Linked DNA regions of Homo sapiens: region 2 is linked to region 1. The links are chromatin loops, found by intact Hi-C in ENCODE. Cell type or tissue: endothelial cell of umbilical vein. All regions are shown on one strand. Links, peaks and the distances in the headings refer to the core of each region. The heading gives the core; the rest is flanking DNA. Region 1 overlaps METTL21A (methyltransferase 21A, HSPA lysine). Region 2 overlaps CREB1 (cAMP responsive element binding protein 1).

Region 1 (10,370 bases), core at 1,693-9,692:
CTACAGGTGCACGCCACCACACCTGGTTAATTTTTGTATTTTTTGGTAGAGATGGGGTTTCGACATGTTGGCCAGGCTGATCTGGAACTCCTGACCTCAAGTGATCCACCTGCCTCAGCCTCCCAAAGTGCTGGGATTACAGGCGTGAGCCACAGCGCCCAGCCGAGTTAGTCTCTTTATTTCACAGAGTATTGTAAAGTGGCAGAGCCCAAAATGGAGATTATGTGTTTTCTTTAAGTTTTCCATAGTTGTAATTGTTAAAAAATTGTAACTGCTTTTTAACTTCTTCCTCTCCCTGCCCTGTTCTGACTTGAGCCCTCAGCATCTAGCCCCACACCTAGGACTCAGTGGGAACTCAATTAATGTTGAATGCATGATTGGCATAAATACAGTTTGACAGTTTTAACATTGTTAGGGATGTTAAACACGTAGGAATAAAAATCTCAATATATTCTAATGTAGTAATACCACTTCTAGGAATCCAGTCCAGGTAACTACATGGAAGTTACTCTGGTAATAATAAAGATATAGGCCTGGTGTGGTGGCTCACACCTGTAATCCCAGCAGTTTGGGAGGCCGAGGTGGGCAGATCACTTGAAGTCAAGAGTTCGAAACCAGCCTAGCCAACATGGCGAAACTCCATCTCTACTGAAAATACAAAAATTAGCCGTGGTGGCGCACACCTGTAGTCCTAGCTACTCGGAAGGCTGAGGCAGGAGAATCGCTTGAACCTGGGAGGCAGAGGTTGCAGGGAGCTGGGATTGCACCACTGCACTACATCCTGGGTGACAGAGTGAGACTACATCTCAAAAAAAAAAAAAAGATAAATAATAACGAGGAATGGGAAGACTCGTAAATGCTCACCAAGAAGAGGAATTGCCAATTATACTCACAGTATGCGGCTGTGAGAAATAAATTATAGTAACAAGTTATGTTAGCTTTATACACTTCTTTCTGTAGGGTCATAAACAAATGTTGAAACCACACATCAAGTATCCAAAACTTTGGCCAAAACTTACCTTCTGATGCCCAAAACGTATGGTGAGGGCCCCTGTGGGGCGATGACCATCAGTGACGCAGTTCAGAGACCCTTGGGCAATGTGTTGCTTTTTCCCTATGGGTGAAGTTGTGGCTTTGCTGACCTGAGTTTGGTTTAGGAACTGGGCATTCCCTTAAACAAAATCATAGAAATTGTTCATGTCAGTTCTTGCAGAATAGTTGTGTAAACTTCAAGCATAAAAGTGCTGTGACACAGTAAAAAGTTAAGCTTTCCAGGCTGGGTGTGATAGCTCACGCCTATAATCCTAGCACTTTGGGAAGCTGACGCAGGAGCTCAGGAGTTCAAGACCAGCTTGGCCAACATGGCAAAACCCCATCTCTACCAAAAAAACTACAAAAATTAGCTGGGTGTGGTGGTGCACGCCTGTGTCCCAGTTACTGGGGGTGCTGAGGTGGGAGAATCGCTTGAGCTTGGGAGGTGGAGGTTGCAGTGAGCTGAGATTGTGCCACTGCACTCCAGCCTGGGTGACAGATGGACTGAGACTCCATCTCAAAAAAAAAAAAAAAAAAAAATTAAGCTTTCCAGATCCAGCAGGACCCCATTTAGTGTGGGCATCATCTCTGGGCACTGCTGTGGGACCCTGTGCTTGCTCTAAGGGGGAGGTTACCTTGCTGCACCAGCTAAGTTCCTGTGTGTGTTGTTAAGCTGGGAATTGAACCTCGAAGTGGGAGAGGGGTGGGTGTAGCTGACCTGAAACCCTGCAGCTACTCAAGCACATGTTGACCTTAATCGTCATCACACTGTGTTTTCATTCAGGCCATCGTTCTTTCCACATACCTGGAGATGGGAGCTGTGGAGCTCAGGGGCCGCTCTGCCGTGGAGCTGGGTGCTGGCACGGGGCTGGTGGGCATAGTGGCTGCCCTGCTGGGTGAGTGTCATGCATTGACTCCTTAGTGAGCAGAACTCATTGAGAGGTGCATTTGCTGTTTTCTTAGCGCAAAACCCTTCGTGGGTTTTCCCCTTACTGGGTTATTATCTTTTGCTTATACTTATGAGTTGTGGGCCAACTGCTGGGGTTCTTAACTCCAGTGAGGCTAACGGGCTAATTTCTCTCTCTCTAATTTCTGTCTCTCTCTCTCACACACACACACACTCTGTTATTTATACTTCCCATGGGAGATTGCTCTGCCCCCTTCAATTCTGTGATGCCAATAATACGATCTTAAAGTGAGTTGATTCAAGGAGAATAATCTTACCCATGTATAGAGTTTTTTTCACATTCAGGGGCTTTCTTTCCCATACACTATCTGATTTAACCCTGTGAGGGAGATAGAGCAGATAGTCTTTTCTTCATTGCTGAGGAAACTTTGCTGGTTTTTCTCTTGTAGGGAGGGCTAGCCCCCACTATAGTTTGTACTGACTTCTTATTTTTAAAATTGTATGAACAGTATACAGTTCTGACTTGATATCAAAGTTTGTCATTTTAAAATTTGGTATACACACATTAATTGAGGCTTGGAGCTAGAGCATTTTTAGGCTTCATTGTTATTTTTATTATTGACTATTGACTCATTTCTATAACTTCTGACATATATAGTTCAAGCTATCTAATCATAAGGGTAGACCAGCTTTCAAGATACAATGTATAATGTTTATCACTTCCATATTGTCACCTGGTGCTCTTGTTAAAATGCAGATTCTGATTTGGCAGGGCTGGACCAGGGCCTGGGAACCTGCATTTCTAACAAGCAGTAGAAATGTCAGTAGTGATGCCGACACTGCTGGTTCTCAGACTACACTTGGGTAGGAAGGATCCAGGATTCCAGAGTATTCTAAACCCATCGCATTGTCTACAGATATTTGAGGACCAGCTAAAGCCCCTCTTTTGTCCTGCCTGTTTTCCAGAAACCCAATACTTTTTCACTATTTCTTTTTCTGCTTAGCTGCTGCTTTCCAAAATTCGACAGGGAGCATGGGCAGGGGTGGTGGTTGAAAGTCTGTGTAAATTGACAGAGGTTTCCGTCCGTCTTCAACCACAGCACTTAAGTCATCGATGAAGCCCTTGCTGGTACACTGCCTTTTATTCTTTTCAGGTGAGCCTTAGAACATTCCCGTGTATGTTAGGTATTATTTTTAATTTTCATTTTTCAAACAAAGCTGGGATTCTGGGAGATGAAGCTACTTTCTGAAGTCCTGATCACTGGAGATCTGGGACTCAAAACCAGGCTTGTTAGACACAGTTAGTTGTTTTATTTTATTTTATTTTATTTTATTTTATTTATTTATTTTTTGAGATGGAGTCTCACTCTGTTGCCCAGGCTGGAGTGCAGTGGCATGATCTCGGCTCACTGCAACCTCCGCCTCCCGGGTTCAAGCAATTCTCCTGCCTTAGTTTCCCTAGTAGCTGGGACTACAGGCATGTGCCACCACGCCCAGCTAATTTTTTATTTTTGGTAGAGATGGGGTTTTACCATGTTGGCCAGGCTGGTCTCGAACTCCTGACCTCAGGTGATCTGCCCACCTTGGCCTCCCAAAGTGCTGGGATTACAGGAGTGAGCCACCGTGCCTGGCCTGTTTTATTTTTTTCTGTAACACCAACTTCTCTCTCTGCTGATATAAGAGTTACTATAAGGGGAAATGAGGTTTCTTCTGTTTCCTCCTGAGAACCAGGGCTTCATGCAAAACTTTCTTGGCTGGTGTATAGACATGTTAGTGTAGCAAAGTGCATAGGCTTAGTTATACTTGGTTTTGACATTTCTTTTCATTCTTACTAGTCGTGTGACCTTGGGCAAGTTGCTTAACCTTTAAACATTGATTACCCCATCTGTACATTGTGCATAATAGTAATATTTACTCCACAGTGAGGAACCAATGAGATTGCGTGTATAACATCTGCTGGCTCACTGAGTGACACAAAGGAAGTGCTCCACGAGTGTTGATTACTCTCTGAGTAACTGCTTTTTCTGATCTAGCAATCTGGTTCTCTGGGGTTGGGAAAGTCAGAATAAGATATTTCAGATACCACCAGAGTTACCATTAGCATTTTGGTATGTTTTGTTTCTCTCCATCTGTATTTTTAATCATAGTTGTAATTATGATTATATATATGTAAATATATATGTCTGCGTATGTGTGTTTTGTGTATCCGTATACACACACCTATACAAATGATGTTTTCACATTATGTCATAAGCATTTCTCTGCTACTGTATGATTTTCATACTCACTATTTGTAGTCACTACAAAGTGTTAGGTTGGAGAAGTTTTGCTGTTGGAGCCTGAGGGTAAGAAAATGTTAGTCTCTTCAAAATAGAATCAGTGAGTACTAGAATAGGTAGTGATTTTGAAATGTCAGGAAGAGATTAATTATTATTCTTTTTAAAGTATATTCTCTTTTTGTAACCTTAGTCATTTATTCCTGAATTTGGGGAGAACCCACCAGAAGCCTGGCGGTCCACTGTGGATGGGGCAATAAACAGGCTGGCAGGTGTCTCCGGAAGCTTACGTTCTGAGTTTAGTGGGTAGAGGTAAAGAAAGAAGATTAAAAAAAAAAAAAAAAAGCGGTGCTATGTAGATATTAATATAGGGTGATGAGACTTTCCTGTTAAAAACCAGCTGCTAATTCCTGAGTAGTTCCTGTGTTCTGAGGACTGTGCATTACACCCTTTCATTCTCACAGTCACCCTGCATGGTAAGTAGGCCTTACCTACTTATAGCGCCCTTCCAGTGGTGAAAGGGAGGCTTCTTGGAGGGTAAGTAACTTGCCTGAGGTCACAAAGCTAATGGATTGTGCTTAGAATTTGAATCCAATCTGACTCTCAAATCCTCGTTCTTAGTTTGAAAATCTCCCTGGTCTTATGGTACTTGGAACTGTAGCAGTCCCCCCTCACCTGTGATCACTTTCCCTGGCTTCAGTTACCCACTGTCAGCCTTGGTCTGAAAACAGGTGACTAGAGTATGATAAGATATTTTTTAGAGAGAGAGAGAGACCACATTCACATACCTTTTGTTGTTGTTGTTGTTTTTGAGATGGAGTCTCACTCTGTCACCCAGGCTGGAGTGCAGTGGTGCGATCTCGGCTCACTTCAATCTCTGCCCCCGCCTCCGGGTTCTAGCGATTCTCCTGCCTCAGCCCATTGAGTAGCTGGGATTACAGGCACCTGCCTCTGCACCAGGCTAATTTTTTTTTGTATTTTTAATAGAGATGGGGTTTCACCATTTTGGCCAGGCTGGTCTTGAACTCCTGACCTTGTGATCCACCCATAACTTTTATTATGGTATATTGTTATAATTATCTTGTTTTATTATTTATTGTTTATCTCTTACTGTGTATAATGTAGAAATTAAACTTTACCATAGGTATATACATATTGGAAAAAGCATCTTATATACAGGGTTTGTTACTATCTGTGGTTTCAGGCATCCACTGGGGGTCTTGGAACATATCCCTTGCAGATAAGAGGGAACTGCTGTATCCATAGAATAAAAACACCCCATCTTGAAGATAGGAGGATTCTGTAAATTGGGATGGGGTCAGGGAATCTGAATTTTAAAAGTTTCCCATGTGATTTGATGCCCAGCCAAGGCTGGGGACCACTGTCTTGAAATATAATGCTGAGGAAGATACTGTCTTTGATTTTCCTGTAATTCGAGTGCAAATCTCAGCTGAACTTATGGCTTGTGTGTTTAACTGAAAGCTGGATATCTATACCTGGCTATTTCCCAGCACCTCAAATGGTATCTGTTTAAAGCCAAACTCTTTTCTTTCTAAACTTGTTCTTCCTCCTTTATTCTGAGTTGGCATCACCTTCTAAGTAGTCACCGCCCCCACCCAACTCCTTGACTCCCCGTCTACCTCCCCTACCCCTTGGAGTCCCACTGATTCCGTCTTTTAACTATTTCCTGGATCTGTCTCTCTCTGTCCACTCCCACTGCCTGGCTTGAGCTCTCATCATCTGTCACCTGCCTGCATGATCACATCACTCTTCCACCTGGCCTGTCTGCCTCTGTTTCGTCTTTTTAAACCTATTTTCTCAATAGCTGTCAGAGTGGCCCATCTGAAATGCAAAATTGATGGCATGACCTGTGCTTGAACACTTGTTTGCCTTCCCACTGCCTGCCTGCAGGCTAAATCCCAGGCGTCTTAGTAAGGCTTTGTTATCGCATCCTGCCTGACTCTTCAGCCTCACTTTTTCTCAGCAAGATTGGAGTGCATGAAGTTCCTGGGACACACATCCTGCTCTGGCCTGTCCCATCTGCCTTGGATGCCCTTTCTTCACACCTTTTCCTTGGTTCATGCCTCATCTTTTAAGCGTAAGCTCAGATTTCCCTTCCTTTGGGATTTTTTCTTTGACCTCTGCTCCTCTTGAAGAATTTCTCCTTTGTGACCTCATGATTTCCTGCGCACACTCATGTTTCTATTATTTTTCTTCCCACACTGCATCACAACTGTGTTTATGTGTCTCTCCCACATGAGACTTTTGAGCTGTGGGTAAGGACTTTCTTCCTCATCTTTGTATCTCTAGCACATAGTATGTGCTCGAATGTTTGCATAAATAAGGTGTTATAAAACTAAAACGAAAACTGATGACACATGTTTATACATTCTTTTCCCATTACTAATGGACAGCATACTGTGTTGTCCTATTGGGTCAGTCTCCACTAGTCTTTTCTGAACTAAATACTGTCTCACCCTCCTTACCCAGCATAAATCTCACAGGCAGTCATTTTATCACCATCTTCATGTACGGTTGACACCGACTCCCTGCCTTTCCTTGCTTCAAAACAAGCCAGGTTAACTGCAGCCTTCCACTGTCCCTGGTCTGTGCCTCTGTGGCTGAGTGGGGCTGAAGGAAATGCTGCTGCTGGATTTCACTCTATTTTTTCTTTTGAGATGGGAGTTTCGCTCTTGTCGCCCAGGCTGGAGTGCAGTAGGGCGATCTTCACTGCAACCTCTGCCTCCCGGGTTCAAGCGATTCTCCTGCCTCAGCCTCTTGAGTAGCTGGGATTACAGGCGCCTGCCACCACGCCTGGCTAATTTTTTGTAATTTTAGTAGAGACAGGGTTTCATCATGTTGGCCAGGCTGGTCTCGAACTCCTGACCTCAGGTGATCCACCCGCCTTGGCCTCCCAAAGTGCTGAGATTACAGGCGTGAGTCACCGCACCCAGCCGGATATTCTGTTTTTTTAAAAAACGTCTTACTGCCTATCTCTCACTTGAATGTAAGTTGTATGAGGGGAGAGGTTTCTGTTCCATGGCTGATGGTAGTCATTCAGATATGTGTGGAATTACAGGGGGTGGTCAACTGACATTAAGATCCTATTCAGACTTCTGGAATACCTACCAGGTTAGAAGTAGCCTTTGAAATGCCTGGGACAGGCATTAGAGAAGGCCTTTATCTATGAGCTGGTAAAATGAATACTGAGGTGATGTGCAGATGACTCAGTCACTCCAATATTGCCTGCAGAGTGCTCTGTGTACTGTTAAGAAATTCAGAGATACAGTTCTAACTCAAACCTTGGAAAAGGCTGTCTGCATTTTTTTTTTTTTAAAAGAGATAGGGTCTCGCTCTGTTGCCCAGGCTGGAGTGCAGTGGCATGACCATGGCTCATTGCTCACATGACAAAATACCAAAAATAGGGAAAGCCTGTATCGTGAGGTTAAAATTTTAAAAAAGAATAATAGGGCTGAGTACAGTAGCTCACGCCTGTAATCCCAGCACTTTGGGAGGCCAAGACGGGTGGATTGCTTGAGCCCAGGGGTTGGAGGCCAGCCTGGACAACATGGCAAAACCCTCTCTGTATGTTTGGGAAAAAAAAAACAATCATAGAAGAGAGACATTGGCTATTAAGAAATCCCAGTCCACCTCTCCTTAGGCTGTTATGAAGCAGCCAATCTATATGTGTTTATGTAATACATATATAATCACTGAAAAATTACTGAATTGTATGACAGTAATGTAAGTGAAAATACTTGTTCTTTAAGTGGTAAGTTAAAGTTGTTCTTTTCTTTTCTTTTCTTTTCTTTTTTTTTTTTTTTTAGACGGAGTCTCACTCTGTTGCCAGGCTGGAGTGCAGTGGTATGATCTCGGCTCACTGCAACCTCCACCTCCTAGGTTCAAGCAATTTTCCTGCCTCAGCCTCCTGAGTAGCTGGGACTACAGGCACGCGCCACCATGCCCAGCTAATTTTTGTAGTTTTAGTAGAGACGGGGTTTCACCATGTTGGCCAGGATAGTCTCGATCTCTTGACCTTATGATCCACCTGCCTCGGCCTCCCAAAGTGCTGGGATTACAGGCGTGAGCCACCACGCCTGGCCTAAAGTTGTTCTTTTAAGTGCAGCCTTGACCTCCTGGGCTCCAGTGATCCTCCCACCTCAGCCTCCTGAATAGTGCCACCACGCCTGGCTAATTTTTTTATTTTTTTGTGGAGATGGGATCTCTCTATGTTGTCAGGGCTGGTCTTGAACTTCTGGGCTCAAGTGATGCTCCTGCCTCGACCTCCCAAAGTGCTTGGATTACAGGTTGAGCTACTCGGCCTGGCTGTCTGCAATTTTTATTTTCAGAAAAGATGAAAACTGTCATTGAAATCTATCCATTGGGCAACACACTGTCTAGCAACGAATGGTCAAAGTGGTAGGTTCAGGCTTGTAAAATCTAACAACTTGAGCATTTTCATCAGTATCTCATAGTAGGACTGTAAATGTCAAATTGAATTACTGCCCTAACTTATGTGTCAAGATAAGAAACACTGAGTATCAGCTGCCACTGAAATAGTGCTTATTGCAACTAGTCTGGAATCCTGTGGGAAGATTACCTATGAAGATTACAAACTGAAGAAGGATGCAAATGGAAAGAATTTTATGAAAGATTGAAACATAATTTTAAATTTCAGAATTTCTGGGGTCAGAAGTAAAGAGTACTACACATATTATATCTTTCCTACAACGTAGATGAGGTGGATCCGACCTGACCTTATGTGCTTGCTCCACCTTAAGGTCTTCTCTTACCCACATTGGTTCAAAAAAAAGGATCTTTTTGTCAACAACCCATAAGAAACAGTTTAGTTTTTCTACACTGTGTGTAGAAACTTAGCATTAAGAACAAGCATTTTAACCTACATTAATAAAATTAAGTAATTTTTAAGCTTACAATTTTTCAAGAAATACGTAAAACATGTAAGTTGGCTGCTTCATAACAGCCTAAGGAGAAGTGGACTGGGATTTCTTAGTAGCCAATTTATTTCTTCCATGATTCTTTTTTAAACTGTAACCTTACAAAACAGCCTTTCTCTGTTTTTGGTATCTTGTCATCTTTGCAATAATAGTCTGCTCCCAGATATTTTTTTTTTTTTTGAGACTGGGTGTTGCTCTGTTGCCCAGGCACAATAACAGTTCACTGCAGCCTCGATCTCCCATACTCACATGATATCCCACCTCCGCCTCCTGAGTAGTTAAGACCACAGGTGTGCACTGTGCTTAATTAAAAAAAATTATTTGTAGAGATGGAGTCTCCCTGTGTTACCCAGGCTGGTCTTGAACTCCTGGGCTCAAGGGCTTCTCCCACCTCAGCCTCCCTAAGTGCTGGGATTACAGGCATGAGCCACTGTACCTGGCCTGCTCCCAGATATTTCATTCTTGGATTCCATTTTAGCCTGCGGCCAACTGACTTAAAGATAATGACCCAATGAATAAAGTATGGGCCAGCTCTGTTGGCAGAATTCAGAAGCATCAGCCGTGTCACTGGTTAATTCTACTTTTTTTTGAGATGGAGTTTTGCTCTTGTCACCCAGGCTGGAGTGCAGTGGCGAGATCTCAGCTCACTGCAACCTCTGCCTCCCAGGTTTAAGTGATTCCCCTGCCTCAGCCTCCCGAGTAGCTGGGATTACAGGTGCCCGCCACCATGCCTGGCTAATTTTGTATTTTTAGTTGGCCATGTTGGCCAGGCTGGTCTCCAACTCCTGACCTCAGGTGATCCACCCGCTTTGGCCTCCCAAAGTGCTGGGATTAAAGGCATGAGCCACCACACCCAGCCAATTCTGCAATTTATAGGCACAATTTTAGCAAATAGCAGGTATGTCATAGAGGCAAATCAAGAGTCACTTCTACCAGTAGTTAATGCAAAAGGAGCTGTGAGTCATTTTTCTATTGCAGCTGTCCATGAAAGGTGTGATTGATATTATGCATATCAGATGCAATATTTAAGAGACACTCTACATTTAACTTGACCCCCTCTCTACCTAACAGAATTGTACTGATGTACACATCACTTTTTCTTTGTTCCACATTGTAGGTGCTCATGTGACTATCACGGATCGAAAAGTAGCATTAGAATTTCTTAAATCAAACGTTCAAGCCAACTTACCTCCTCAT
Region 2 (10,370 bases), core at 1,438-9,437, 68 kb after region 1:
CTGTGGCTGGGCTTGAACTGTCATTTGTTGGTTTTCAGCTTCTGTTACAGCTGCATCTCCACTCTGCTGGTTCTCGGCTCCAGATTCCATGGTCATTTAGTTACCTATAATAATATGGAAGAGTGTTACAAGCACCACAGTGCTTTGTGCTTTCGTGACTTTAAAGGCAAATTTCAAGTTATAAATAGGTATATATGTGGTGGTTAGGTTACCAAATGAACTCAGAAATCTAGCTAAAATATAATGTAGCTGAATTACCATCAAACTTATTCAAATTTGCTGAGCTATAAAAGTTCTAGTCCCTTCAAAGAAGAAAAAAACATTTCTTCTCCCTTGGCTGTTTCTTCCCAATGGGATATTACCTTGTCTAGAAATAAAAGATTCTTCTCTTACATAAATCTCCCCTACTAACAAGGAGAGGTGCAGTGGTAGCAAAATTATAATTTTTCAAAACTATACTAATCAGGTACAGAGAGATGGCAGAAGAGTGGAAGTGAGCTAATGATGACAGAGTTTATTAGATATTGGCTTCATAATACCTCCTATAAGGGTATTTCCCCCCATAAGAAGGAAGAAACAGCAATTGTAAGCTACTTCTAAAAGTGATTACTAGTGGTAGGACAAAATCAGCCCGTTTCAAGCCCAAAATTTTTTAGAGATGAGGTCTTGCTCTGTTGCCCAGACTGGAGTGCAGTAGCATGTTCTCACAGTTCATCTCAATCTCAACCTCAAACTCCTGGGCTCAAGTGATCCTCCCGCCTCAGCCTCTGGAGTAGCTGAGAATACACGTGCATTGCACCATACCAGGTAATTTCAAGAGCCCAAGTTGTGGAATTTCAAGGTAGAAAGGTGGAATAAATGGCCACAGAGCCAAATTAGAGGTGCCAAACACTGAAAAAGCATTCTGATACCTCACCCCATGTATAGCATGCAACACTATACTGTACACATACATCCACACACAGAGAAATCTTTTATTTATATATTTTAATTGTAAAATTCTGGGTAAGACAAAAATTGATCTTACATTTGGACTCTGCTTTGCTAAGCACTTAGTATATTTGTAGGGTAATGTAACACTGGATGGCAGCAAAAGTGGAGTGGAGAGCAATTCCTACCAGCAGTAGCTACTGTAAATCAAGGTTAGAGAAATCTCTGGTAACTGGGGAAGCAATCCTGTCTAAAGGATTCAGGAAAATAGGCAATGTTTCTAGTGCCTATTATAATTCAGTGCCTCACATATTATGTGTCAAAACAAATTTGTTAATAGTGAGGGACTACCTTTAGTGATTCCACAAACAACACAAAAAGCCCATGACTTTTCCAGAATATATTTCATTTATTTTATAACTCTGAAATTGGTCATCAAAACTGTCACTGATCCTTGTGATCATTACACTCCATCACAATGTATTACATACTAATACATCTTGCTATCACTCATAAGGTTCTATAAAAAGAAAGTGTTTTACAAGTGACAGTTCAAAAAATGGAAATGAAAATAACTCTGTAGAAATGAATATAGTTTGGAAATACCAAAATCCACAAAACACAGATGACAAGGAAAAAGATCAACAGACTTGACTACATTATTTAAAATATTCATAAAGCCACAAGTGCACTGACCATATAATCGATAGTAATATCCAGAGATGTAGCTCAACAGTATTCACTGTAAAATTTTTTAAATCATAGCAAAAAAACCCCTGAAAACAATTATCCATCATTAAGAGAACCATTACAAAATTGTAACCATGAAAAAAAATTAATATATTGACACATTGTAAAATAGAGCCCCATTTATTTTTTTAAAAAAGTAAAACAAATTGTTGTAAAGGTTTATGCATGCAAAAGGTGTGCAAGATTAAACACTAAACTATAAGCAGTAGCTCTGAACAGAGAAACAGAATTTTGTAGAACTGTACAGAATGACTTTCACCTTTAACTCTTCACATATTTCAGTATTTTAATATTGACTTAAGTATCTTTCTTCCCATGAGAATGGATTCAGGATTACTTGGATAATTAAAACAAATTTTAATATCAGAAGACATATATAACACTTTAATAAGCCAAAACTATACTTTAATCATGATTTTGAGATGCATACAAAGTTTTTTAAACACCAGATACTTTTTTATATGAAATTACCATTTTTGTTTACATTTTGCCTATTCACCCTGTATTTCTAAATTATAAGAAAACTTAAAAATTATCAAATAACTCTGGTTATTATCAAATAATCAAATTATCAAATAATAACTGATTAATTCACTGAGTTATATTTTGCAAACTGTGGTCTTTTAAACTCAAAATAAGAAAGACATCAAATGTAACAAACAACAACAACAAAAGTTTACCTGGGCCCGGCGCGATGGCTCACGCCTGTAATCCCAGCACTTTAGGAGGCCAAAGCGGGTGGATCGCCTGAGGTCAGGAGTTCAAGACCAGCCTGGTCAACATGGTGAAACCTCATCTCTACTAAAAACATAAAAACTAGCCGGGTGTGGCAGTGGGCACCTGTAATCCCAGATACTCGGGAGGCTGAGGCAGGAGAATTGCTTGAACCCAGGAGACAGAAGTTGCAGTGAGCCAACATGGTGCCACTGCACTCCAGCCTCGGTGTCAGAGTGACACTCCATCTCAAAAAAAAAAAAAAAAAAAAAAAAGTCTACCTGTAAGTTATCCGTAATTTTCATCTTGAAGAAAATGGCATATAAAAACAAAAAACTAGTTTCAATAACAATAAAATAAAATAAACAAATGAATACACTCAATGACAGTAATGAGTCAAAGTATTAAGAGCAGACATTCACAGCCGGGCGCGGTGGCTCATGCCTGTAATCCCAGCACTTGGGGAGGCCGAGGCGGGTGGATCACCTGAGATCAGGAGTTCGAGATCAGCTTGGCCAACACGGTGAAACCCGGTCTCTACTAAAAATACAAAAAATTAGCTGGGCGTGGTGGCAGGTGCCTGTAATCCCAGCTACTTGGGATATTTGGGAGGCTGAGGCAGGAGAATTGCTTGAACCCGGGAGGCGGAGGTTGTAGTAAGCCGAGATCGCGCCACTGCACTGCAGCCTGGGTGACAGAGCAAGACTGTCTTACCAAAAAAAAAAAAAAAAGACATTCACAATTTTTTCTTCATTTTCTCCCCCTGTAAACCATCATTTTATCTAGAATAAAGATAAATACAAATGTATCATACCTCCTTTGTAGACAGGGTATACACAACCATTTTTGAAAGACTTTATTCCAAGCCACATTTTTAAAGCTATGCTGTCATCTGGTATGCGTAGTTTTACCCTACCATTTGATTAAACACAATCTAATGCACAGATTGACCATTTCTTTCATTTTTATTTACAACACATTGAGACTACTTAATCTTTTTTGACATTTAAGGTATAGAACACCATTACAACTTTTTGTTTTAGAAAATATTACTCCATTACAATAAAGGAACAAAGCCATTAGTGAATCCAAGTAAATTTTAGTTACAAAGACATACTCAAAATGTTTTTCATCCTCTTCCCTCCACAACTCGATATTTCTTTTTAAAACAAAGTGTGTATAGGAGCCCCATTTAAACAACTGGTGTTTTATTATCATTTCATTCAAGCAGCCTACCAATCCTTTTTAGGGTAGAGGATAGCCTTCTTAATTTTTTTTTTTTTTTTTTTTTTTTTGAGACGGAGTTTCGCTCTTGTTGCCCAGGCTGGAGTGCAATGGCTCGATCTCGGCTCACTGCAACCTCCGCCTCCCAGGTTCAAGCAATCCTCTTGCCTCAGCCTCCTGAGTAGCTGGGACTACAGGCACCCGCCACCATGCCAGCTAATTTTTTATATTTTTAGTAGAGATGGGGCTTCACTGTGTCAGCCAGGATGGTCTCGATCTCCTGACCTCCTGATCCGCCCACCTCAGCCTCCCAAAGTGCTGGGATTGCAGGTGTTGAGTCACTGTGCCCAGCCGAAAAATGTCTTCTAAGTTTAAATCCTCTGATCCTAGGAGCTGAGACCATAATTACATGGCCACGTAATAAAATAACATTTATGGTAAAGGAAGTATTTCCTTTTACTATATACTAATACATATAACAAAGAACGACCCATTGAGTAAGAGGTCACCTAGCCTCTTGATCCTAGGCAAATAGAGATATTCCCATCCATCTGTATAACCATGAGACTGTAATACAACCTGAGATTATTAGCATTTTTTAAAAAAACTACAAGTCATACTATTACCCAATGAAGGCTCTTAGTGGAGATTGTCTTTTATCTATTATGTTGCTCTGGTCATAACTGTCGTTAGAGTTATTAAACAGTTAATTAACAGTCCCTTTGCTTAACTTGTAAAGTTTTTCCTTTCCATCCTAGCCTCACGAAATTTATCTGATTAGATTTCCCAATAGTAAAGGGCTGTAACACTTTCACACCCCTTTCCACAGTAAAAACAGTAGTAATTAAAAAGTTTAAAATGTAGTTTAGGTAAACATCTCAGCAAAGTGTCAAATGAGTGCTTCCTCAGCATTTAAAAGAAGAGACTATGTTCAGCAATAGTCAGGAGAATGAGAGAATTCCAAAGAGGCATTAATGATGAATACAGTATTGATAAGTTTTGGAAGAACTTTTTCTATAAGAAAAATGGTATCAGCAAAGGGTTGAACTATAGCCCTGTATGGAAATGAGCAAGTAGTGGCTGATAAGAGACTTTGCATAGAAAACAAGGAAAAAAGGTAAACGATAATAGCCACTCAGAATAAAGCAATGAACAGAATAAAAATTTTAAAAACTCTGCTTGTATGTAGCTTACATTCTAGTAAACAAGTAAAACACGTAAGTCAGATGATGGGAAGCGTGTAGAAAAATAAAGCTGGGAAGAAGGTTGGAGGTTCTCAGTACAAGGCTGACCATCTAACTCTTACTAATAAAGTAGCATTTAAATTCATCTACTCAAGACCTGCACAGAACTATACTGAATCAGGGACAAATTCTGGCACCACTGTTTCCTTACCTGACTACCTATAGCAAGTTAACAAAAATCTTCATCAAATTACAAATTAAAGCTCATAATAGAAAGCAAGCGCATATTACCACTTTTTCTTTCAATCATTAGGCAAAAGGAAAGAATACATACTTTCGCCTTAAAATATTTTGACCTTTAGGAAGTGTCCCAGTCCTTATAATCGTCAACATTCTAGTTCAAGTTTATGAAAAATAAACCCATCTTCCCCACAACCTAGTAAACTTTTAAAACTCCTAAATCTAGGGCAATTTTGATCCCATCTAGGATCAGAGATAATATTCAAAGAAATGAGTTGTGAATTTTGACTCTAAAGAAATAATACATTCATAACTAATGGAACACATGCTATGGTTTAAAAAAAAAAAAAAAAAAAGAATGACCTCAACTAGAAATGAGAAAAACACATTTCCCTGCACACTAACAAGTGGGCAACTCCTCCTGAATTCTCAGCAATCAAAAATTCCAGGGATTTAAGGAAATCACATGGCAGAACTCCAAAGTCTCCAGGGTAACCACAGCAAAACACATATTTGGGCACATGATTTTCAAACTAAATGACTATTTTGTTGTCACAGTCAGATATGTTAACTAAAAATACTCTGCATAAATATATCTATAAGTACCTACATGTGATACATAATTATGTCTACACAGTTATGTTGTGCCTGTATTTAGTTTTTAGGGTAACTGTTTGAAAGCCTTGCTAATACATTCTTTTCTCTCTTTTTTTTTTTTTTGAGATGGAGTCTCGCTCTTTCGCCCAGGCTGGAGTGTGGTGGCACAATCTCAGCTCACTGCAACCCCCGCCCCTTGGGTTCAAGCAGTTCTCCTGCCTCAGCCTCCCGAGTAGCTGGGACTACAGGTGTGTGCCAATTTTTTTGTATTTTTAGTAGAGATGGGGTTTCACCATGTTAGCCAGGATGGTCTCGATCTCCTGACCTTGTGATCTGCCCACCTCGGCTCCCAAAGTGTTGGGACTACAGGTGTGAGCTCGTCTAATTTTTTTGTGTTTCATCGTGTTAGCCAGGACGGTCTCGATTTCCTGACCTTGTGATCTGCCTGCTTTGGGCTCCTAAAGTGTTGGGACTACAGGCGTGAGCCACTGCACCCCAGCCAAAGCCTTGCTGATACATTCTTACATCCTTCAAATGTCTTAATTTTCTAAAGTGTTATAATGTTCAGGTGCTACACGATAGATTTTAGCTTTCCAAGAATCAATAACTAGGGTGCACTGTCTACTGTTTTCCCCTACTTTTTTTCCTGCACCTTTTTTTTTTAAGCGGGGGAGGGTTAACCTTAAAATACTTGTCATTTATCTTTACCATATGTCCAACCTGGCAGAACTGAGCTGTTATCTAATCAATACTGGAAACTTAGCAATGCTCCAGGTTTCTGATGCTAATAATAGTCTATTGGTGTTAAATATAGCACACTTTCATTGAAACCAGACAGGCAAAAAAGCATATTCAAATGTCATATGCATATACATGTATGTATATATGTACACACACTCCTCAACATAGATCAACCTCAACTGAATAAACTTTAGATTAGACTGATCACACTGTAACAAAGGTTATAAATATTTTAAGGGAACAAGTCAGAGCAGACAATGTGATAAATGAAAATAAATTGGTATCTTTATCAAGCTGAGTTTTCCCTGTGCTCCTACCAAGGTCTTTCTGCTTTTAACAGAGAACAAATCCTTATTTCAGCCTCCAATCTAGATATTACAAAGCAAGAAAAGTTATACATGAAGTTAACTCTGTGATCTGAATTTGATAAGATTTAAATTACTTATATGACAAAAATAAAAGCAAGCTTGAAAATTTGTTTACTTTTATAAACTGTATTAATAGTAAATACCAAAATAACCCAACCACCACCATAGTCATCAAAAACAGGGCAATAAATAGCAAAAAGGAATCTTTTTGGGGGGGAGCGGGGGAGGCAGGCGGGGACAGAGTTTTGCTCATTGCCCAGGCTGGAGTGCAATGGAGTGATCTCGGCTCACTGCAACATCTGCCTCCCCGGTTCAAGTGATTCTCCTGCCTCAGCCTCTCAAGTAGCTGGGATTACAGATGTGCACCACCACACCTGGCTAATTTTTGTATTTTTAGTAGAGACAGGGTTTCACCATGTTGGCCACGCTGGTCTCAAACTCCTGACCTTAGGTGATCTACCCGCATCAGCCTCCCAAAGTGCTGGGATTACAGGTGTGAGCCACCGGGCCTGGCCCCAGGAATCTTTTCAATATTATTTAAGAAAACAAATTCCCTGATTTATTTATTGGATTTAGCTCAGAGAAACTGTTTAAGTTCAATATTTTGTATTTTATCATTGCAGTTTTGTAATTACCAGGGTATTTGAATGCCATCCTTGATAAATAAATTTGTTTTTAAAAAATGTAGCATATTCTATGACAAAGATATTGTTCTTGAAGGAAGTATTTAACAGAAGTGTGTTAGAAATAATGCCAGCCAGATGCAGTGGCTCACACCTGTAATCCCTGCGCTTTGGGAGGCCTAGGCGGGCAGATTACTTGAGGCAGTTTGCGATCTGCCTGGCCAACATTGTGAAACCCCGTCTCTACTAAAAATACAAAAATTAGCTGGGCGTGGTGGTGTGCACCTGTAATCCCAGCTACTCAGGAGGCTGAAGCACAAGAATGCTGTACCCGGGAGGTGGGGGTTGTAGTGAGTCGAGATTGCACCACTGCACTCCTTCCTGGGTGACACGGTGAATGAGACTCCATCTCAATTTAAAAAAAAAAAAATCATCTGATATATAGAAACATATTGCATGGTTTGACAGCCATCTCAGAATATGTGACTAACTCTATAGCGCCTTTCAACAAGAAAGCTGTAGTGCTTTCTTAAAGTTTTTTGTTTGTTTGTTTGAAATTAAGTATTTGCAAAGTTTACTTGCCTTGTTTTCCTTCAGGTAAGACTATACTCATGAATTTGAAACAAGTCTTCATGTATGTGACCACCAAGAGACAGTGTTGCTTAGCAAAGCAGCAGCCACGACTATGCAATATTTTAGATAATATTTTTATCTCATCTCTTTCCATTCCCCTTTCATTCCAAACACCCACTTAATGGGTGTTTCACAGCTTTTTACACTTTGAACACTTGGAAGAATTGATCTCACAGAAACCTCTATACATGAAGTGTTACTAAATGGCTATTTGGAGCTCATTTTTTTAAGAAAAAAAGGATCACATACTTCCTACATACAGTTACTTTGACAAAAACAATTTTTATGTTGACTAAAGAATGAAGCTGTCTTCAAATGTTAGTTCTGCTTCGTAAACTAGCTCAATGCTGAAACTGTAAGTACCCAAAAGTTACTATGCCCCGAAGTTAAATATGTATAGCCTACTTACATTTACTTAAGAAAATCAAAGTGATTACGTCAAAATCACTACATCCAAATGGGAGATGAATGTCCAAGTGTTTTTTAAATAAGTTTATGAAGTAACATCTGTTATTTTGAACTAAATTTTGAAATGTTATTCTTGGTGAATTATTTACAAATTGGACATGGAAGAGTGAAAATTCAGTTTTCTTGAGGTGAGACAGCACATGTTATGGGAGGAGTCATAATACAGGAATTCTGGTGTTAGCTAACTTCACAGATGGAGAACAAAAGATGTCAAGAGATTTGTAAGGAATGTTCAAGACTTCAGGGTTATAACAGCCTCCAATATTACAAAAAATGAGGAGTTCTCTGTAATATTTGGGAATGGAACTATGTGGACTATTATGCAATATGCTAATTACTTTTATTACATTTTGCTTACTAGTCAAACAGCAAAGGAAAAAGCCCAAGAACTCAAAGGTACCAAGGATATACTGGACTACATTTAAAAACTGACCATGGTTAATCTTTAAAACTGACAAATGGCATGCAGGCAACAGTACATACTTTATGTACAGGCTTTGATTTGTTTTTGTTGTTTTTTGTTTTTTTTTTGATATAGGGTCTCACTGTCCCCCAAGCTGGAATGCAGTGAGTGGCATGATCTCAGCTCACTGCAACCTCCGCTTCCCAGGTTCAAGCGGTTCTCTTGCCTCAGTCTCCCAAGTAGCTGGGATTACAGGCACCCGCCACCACAGCCAGCTAATTTTTTTATTTTTAGTAGAGATGGGGTTTCACAACGTTGGCCAGGCTGGTCTCAAACTCCTGACCTCAGGTGATCCGCCCACCTCAGCCTCTCAAAGTGTTGGGATTACCAGCATGAGCCACTGCGCCCAGCCTATTGTTGTTGTTTCTTTTTTAATCTTACGGTTCACTCTTGGTGTTGCACATTCTACAGATAAATGCGTAATGATATGTGTCCACCATTACAGTATCATACAGTGTGTTTTGCTTTATGTACGGTTTTGATAAAAGACTTGCTTCAAGTTCGGGCATCTTCATCTTTAATCTTGAAAGAATCAACATCAAGTCCATCCTTCTGTGTAGATGTACTGTTTTTCACCAACCTGGTGGTGATTTCTGGTAAGGTCATTTTGATTACTACAATCTCACGCTATTTCTCATGTCTCAGAGGCTGGAAGTACTGTCATAGTAAAGTATCAGAGTTAATAAAAACTCAAAGTAGAAAATCTTCCTTTTAAGCTTTGGACAATGAATCTAATTTCCTCAGTTAAAGAAAAATATGTTTGGCCAGGTGCGGTGGCTCATGCCTGTAATCCCAAGACTTTGGGAGGCCAAGGCGGGCAGATCACCTGAGGTCGGGAGTTCAAGACCAGCCTGGCCAACATGGAGAAACCTTGTCTCTACTAAAAAAATACAAAATTAGCCAGGCGTGGTGGCGCACGCCTGTAATCCCAGCTACTCGGGAGGCTGAGGCAGGAGAATCGCTTGAACCTAGGAGGCAGAGGTTGCAGTGAGCCGAGATTGCGCCATTGCACTCTAGCCTGGGCAGAAAGAGCGAAACTCCATCTCACAAAAAAAAAAAAAAAAAGTTCACTTCCTTTAATCTGTACAACTCTAAAGAGAAATTGTTCTTAACCTTTACCTTTCAAATTTATGACCCTTTAATAGAGAATCACTCATTAAACAAATATTCTGCGCCTACTACGTAGTAACGACTACAGCATTTTCAGCAGAACTGAAAATTACTACATAGTAGTAGTCCCATACTATGGGACTATAGCATAAAACATATAAGAACCTTTCTCTGGAATTAGGCCAGGCGGAGTGGCTCACGTCTGTAATCCCAGCACTTTGGGAGGCCAAGGCGGGTGGATCACTTGAGGTGAGAAGTTCGTGACCAGCTGGCCAACATAGTGAAACCTCATCTCTACTAAAAATACAAAAATTAGCCGGGCATG

Evidence for each region. Hi-C counts contacts between places; a loop is a spot of excess contacts. Peaks named below come from ENCODE experiments on the same cell type or tissue, not always from the same donor. Only the 100,000 strongest peaks of a DNase experiment are listed, where the experiment ranks them.
Region 2: a loop joins it to region 1, with 5 times the contacts of the local background. A loop is called at or near these places in 3 of 110 quality-filtered maps.

What each region holds. Positions count from the first base shown.
Region 1 is chr2:207,613,364-207,623,733 of GRCh38, reverse strand. It overlaps METTL21A (methyltransferase 21A, HSPA lysine), which reads left to right. Exons shown (of 4, transcript NM_001127395.5): 3 at 1,817-1,928; 4 at 10,291-10,370. Among named protein-coding and RNA genes, the nearest start is that of METTL21A, 6.8 kb to the left of the region's middle. RefSeq lists an enhancer at 3,832-3,921. In endothelial cell of umbilical vein, for the core only: no CTCF peak of the experiment used is centred there; a DNase peak (open chromatin) is centred at 6,283; H3K27ac peaks cover 2,066 bases.
Region 2 is chr2:207,545,362-207,555,731 of GRCh38, reverse strand. It overlaps CREB1 (cAMP responsive element binding protein 1), which reads right to left. Exons shown (of 8, transcript NM_004379.5): 2 at 1-104. The coding sequence starts at 96. Among named protein-coding and RNA genes, the nearest start is that of CREB1, 21 kb to the right of the region's middle. In endothelial cell of umbilical vein, for the core only: no CTCF peak of the experiment used is centred there; a DNase peak (open chromatin) is centred at 5,501; H3K27ac peaks cover 1,673 bases.